2 separate regions of the Homo sapiens genome follow, and region 2 is linked to region 1. A link is an interaction called in ENCODE POLR2A ChIA-PET data of the cell type or tissue named here. Cell type or tissue: OCI-LY7. All regions are shown on one strand.

What was found. Peaks named below come from ENCODE experiments on the same cell type or tissue, not always from the same donor. Only the 100,000 strongest peaks of a DNase experiment are listed, where the experiment ranks them.
Region 2: POLR2A ChIA-PET joins it to region 1 with 5 read pairs; 2 of 35 experiments call an interaction of 5 or more read pairs at or near these places.

Annotation. Positions count from the first base shown.
Region 1 is chr16:11,360,749-11,363,248 of GRCh38, reverse strand. All of the region lies in intron 1 of LOC105371082 (a long non-coding RNA gene), which reads right to left. Among named protein-coding and RNA genes, the nearest start is that of RMI2, 17 kb to the right of the region's middle. RefSeq lists an enhancer at 853-912. In OCI-LY7, no CTCF peak of the experiment used is centred here; DNase peaks (open chromatin) are centred at 668 and 1,168; H3K4me3 peaks cover 1,251 bases.
Region 2 is chr16:11,857,677-11,860,176 of GRCh38, reverse strand. No RefSeq gene overlaps it. Among named protein-coding and RNA genes, the nearest start is that of RSL1D1, 7.4 kb to the right of the region's middle. In OCI-LY7, no CTCF peak of the experiment used is centred here; no DNase peak of the experiment used is centred here.

The DNA of each region.
Region 1 (2,500 bases):
CTCACTCGAATGCTCTATTACCATCTTGAATCTTAATTTCTGAAAATTATTGATTTTCATTTTGTGCTGATCCCTGCAAATTAAGTAGCCATTCCCACTTCAGAGCCACTTAACGAAGGTTCTTGGGTGGCTGGAATAGGCTGGGGTTTCCATAAAATAAGGGACTGGCTGGCCGGGCGCAGTGGCTCACGCCTGTAATCCCAGCATTTTGGGAGGCCAAGGTGGGTGGATCACGAGGTCAAGAGATTGAGATCATCCTGGCTAACACAGTGAAACCTCGTCTCCACTAAAAATACAAGAAGTTAGCCAGGAATGGTGGCACACGCCTGTGGTCCCAGCTACTTGGGAGGCTGAGGCAGGAGAATCGCTTGAACCTGGGAGGCAGAGGTTGCAGTGAGCCGAGACTGCGCCACTGCACTCCAGCCTGGGCAACAGAACGAGACTCCATCTCAAAAAAAAAAAAAAAAAAAAAAGGCGGGGGAGGTGGTGCTGGCCAGGCACAGAGCCCCTGCAACAGAAGACCCTTCCCTTGCTCTAAAGTAACCCTCTCAGAGCCATTTCTTAATGGAGCCTGCAACAGCCTGGTGACCTGCCCTCAACTGTTTTAATCATTGGCTGTCCCCTTCTTCAAGAGCAGGTGCATTTCACATAAGTGCATAATTAATACTAACAAGAGGGGCCGCCGCCCGTGTGCTGGGGCCCTGTCATGTGTATTCTGTGCTCAGGGTCCGTGGGAGGCACAGGACCCAGATCTATCCTTACAGTATGACTATAGATCACTCTAGAGTGGCCTGTCCTGAGCAGGACAAGACCCGGCAACCCTTTTGGTCAATGCTGGAGCATCTCCCAGGGATGAGCAATGGTGGCGTTTGCAGGATGGCTGGCAGCACTCGGCAGTGGGCCAGCTGTGCCTCAGTGATTCTGGTGGTTCAAACCCACAACCCAGCCAACTCACCCTAGGCTCCAACCAGCCTGGCTAACTGGGGACAGCCATTCCCAGCTGCACTCAGGCATCTGAAAGACCCTTCCTTTCCTGCGAAGCCTCTTTCAGGGTTTCAGGAAGGAAGTGGAGACAGTAAGGGGAAACCACAAACCCATATAACTCTAATAGTATCACCTCTCGGTCCATGGGGGTGGGGGGAGGCTGCTTCCCGTGTTGAATTTCATCCTGAAGCCACCCTGGTGGGGGTAGGGGCAATGCCATTCTCTCCATCTCACAAACAACATCGCATTGGCCCCGAGAGATGAACCCGGGGACTGAGTGTGGCTAGCAAAGCCAGGATCGTGACCGAGCAGGTCTCTCCAACTTAGGAGCTTTAAGGGCAGGCTGTTGGTTTCTGCAGATACTGGCCTAGCATAGCCCATGTGATCAGCCAGGGCTGAGGTCCCTCTGCTGACAGGTTTCCCTCCTAAGGACACTGGTGGGGCTGTGGCCCCGTCAGATCATCTGTCCCTGGCAACACGCTTTTCCAGGGAACTCCAATGAGGAAGAGAAAGTGCGGACCATCGACTTCCGTGTCTCTGAAAACAACTTTGTAAAAGTGTGTAAGGACCCAACACTCTGCTTATAATCAAACGGCTCTGGACCCCTCCGCTCTGAGTGCTTCAACATTGGGCATTTCCTTTTCCTGTTTGGGTCTCAAATTCTGCCTCTGGGATCTTGTTTTGAAGGCTAAGTTTCCAGCCAGAACAAGTGCCCACACTCTACTATCTCAAACTCATCCCCTTGCCTTAGCCAGGAAGGCTGATGACAGACAGGGTCTTTGCTCCCCTAGACACAGCTGGCCATGACTACAGGACCCTCAGACGCAGGCAGAGCCCTTTGTCCTTTTTTGTCACTGTGCAGACCACCTTGGGGGCTGATTATGCTCCTTAAACCTCCTGGGAACGCTTATGGCCCCCAGCACTGCAAAAAGGATTAAGTCAACTGAGAAGAGACATGTTTTTCCAATTAGTTAAAAATCACCCATGTTGGAATTTTTGCAAAACTGGCTGGTTGCTTTCCCATTACCCAAGATTCCTCATTCTTTCTTTCTGTATAATTTCATAAGGTTTTCAAGTAAATTTGATACTAAAGGCCCATGACCATGAAATAAACAGGACACTCACAGCGAAACGCTAAAGCCAAAATCTCATCTTCCATGCGCCATGCAATGAGAAAGGAGATGGACAGTAACTTCCACCTACCAAACTTCCCTACCCCAGGTTTCTGAAGACACATCAACACGTGCAACGACATTTGTGTTTGGATATGCATTTTACTACATACGTACATCTTTAAAAAGATTTTTCCCACTGACATTTATTTCTCATGCCAAGTCGGGGCCAGCCGCCAAACTGGGGAGACCAAGATCCTGGAGTCAATGCGCTCATTCTCCTTAAAGGACCGTGACACCAGCCAGAGAGGCGGAGAATGTGGTAAAGGCAGGGAAAACACGATTCTTCCACCTAGGAAGACAGAAGAGCTCTCCCAATGGGCAGGGCAGCTCTGGGAGCAAGT
Region 2 (2,500 bases), 500 kb before region 1:
TGCTGGGATTACAGGCGTGATCCATGCCCGGCCTTTTTTTCGTTTTTAAACTTTTTTTTTTTAGATGGAATCTCGCTCTGTCACCCAGGCTGGAGTGCAATGGGGTGATCTCGGCTTGCTGCAACCTCCGCCTCCCGGGTTCAAGCTATTCTCCTGCCTCAGCCTCCCCAGTAGCTGGGATTACAGGCACCTGCCACTACTCCCGGCTAAGTTTTGTATTTTTAGTAGAGATGGGGTTTCATCATGTTGGCCAGACTGGTCTCGGAACTCCTGACCTTAGGTGATCTGCCCGCCTCAGCCTCCCAAAGTGCTGGGATTACAGGTGTGAGCCACCGCACCTGCCCCTTTTAAAGCGTTTTTATTAAAAATGAAAGGCTGGGCGCAGTAGTTCACGCCTGTAATCCCAGCATTTTGAGAGGCGGAGGTGGGCAGATCACGAGGTCAGGAGATTGAGACCATCCCAGCTAACACAGTGAAACCCTGTCTCCACTAAAAATACAAAAATTAGCCAGGCGTGGTAGCATGTGCCTGTAATCCCAGCTACGCAGGAGGCTGAAGCAGGAGAATCGCTTGAACCCGGGAGGTGGAGGTTGCAGTGAGCCAAGATCGCTCCATTACACTCCAGCCTGGGCCACAGAGCAAGACTCTGTCTCAAAAAAAAAAAAAAAAAAAAAAAAAAAAAAGTAAACACAGGCTGGGCACAGTGGCTCACACCTGTAATCCCAGCACTTTGGGAGGTCGAGGCGGTAGGATCGCTTGAGCCCAGGAGTTTGAGACCAGCCTGGGCAACAGAGCGAGAACTTGTCTCTACTAAAAAAGAAAGAAAAGAAAGAAAGAAGGCGGGCGGTGGGAGGGGGGGGGTTGGCGGAGAGAGAGAGAGAAAGCAAGCTAAAATAAAATAAAATAAAATAAAATAAAAAGAAGACACAAACACACACCTAGGCCTATGACTACACAGAGTCAGGATCATCAATATCAACTGTCTTCTACTTCCACATCTTATCTGTCCCATTAGAAGGTGTTCAAGGACACTGACACTGACACATGGAGTTGTCATCTCCTATGGTAACAATGCCTTCTTCTGGAATATCTCCTGAAGGACCTCTCTGAGGCTGTTTTACAGTTAACTTTTTTTTTATAAGTAGAAGGGATACACTCTAAAATAACTATAAAAAGTATAGTATAGGCCGGGTGTGGTGGCTCACGCCTGTAATCCCAGCACCTCGGGAGTCTGAGGCAGGCAGATCACCTGAGGCCAGGAGTTCAAGACCAGCCTGGCCAACATGGCGAAACTCCATCTCTATTAAAAATACAAAAATTAGCTGGGTATGGCAGCAGACGCCTGTAATCCCAGCTACTCGGGAGGCTGAGGCAGGAGAATCGCTTGAGCCCAGGAGGTGGAAGTTGCAGTGAGCTGAGATTGTGCCACTGCACTCCACCTTGGGTGACAGAGTGAGACTCTGTCTCAAAAAAAAAAAAAAAAAAAAAAAAAAGTACAGTATAGCAGGGCATGGTGGCTCACCCCTGTAATCTCATGCCCAACACTTCAGGAGGCTAAGGCAGGAGGACCACTTGAGCTCAGGAGTTCAAGAACAGCCTGGGCAATGTAGTAAGATCCCATCCCTAAAAAAAAAAATACAGTATAGTACATACATAAACCAGTAACATAGTTGTTTATTATTATCAAGTAATTATGTACTGTACATAATTATATTTGCCATACTTGGGGGCAGTGCAGGTTTGTTTATACCAGCATCACCACAAACGTGAGGAATGCGCTGACATTATGATGGCTATGACATCACTAGGTGACAGGAATTTTTCAGCTCCATTATGATCTTACGTGACCATGTATGTGGGTCTGTTGTTGAAAGAAACATCATTATGTGGTACAGCACTCTACTGAAAAGGAATCTTATGTTTTCCCTCTAAATCTGCTGCTCCTCCTTTCTTCCCCAGTTCTATTAATACCACCCATTTGCCCAGCTTTTCAGGCTCTTAGAATTAGGGAGTAATCTACATTTCTCTCCTTCTATGTCCAAGCTCAGGTCAAGCAGTATAAGTACCCTGTCCTCACTATCACCCTACCATCAGATCTTGATACCACAATAGTTTCCTATGTTCATCCCCTTAAGCCCTGTCTCAGGCCATTCTAATGCATTATTCATTCTAAAGAAATACTATTTATGTCACTTATAATAAATAAATAAGGAAAAATAGTGAAGATACCATTTGTAGTTTTCCTACCATTAACTGGCTCTCTTCTACCCTCTCAAAGCTTATCGTCAAATGGGGGAGAGCCAATTATAGTAGGAAAACTATAAATATTTTGGGGTAAAAGGACAGGATTATCTAAGCTACAATTCTCCAGAAGTAATCTGAAGCAGAAATTAGAAGGATGAGTTAATATATGTGGGGATGGGATATGGAGGTACAAGGTGATAGTGTTCCAGGAAGAAGTGACAGTACATTGGAAGGTATGAAGAAAAGTAGAACCTGC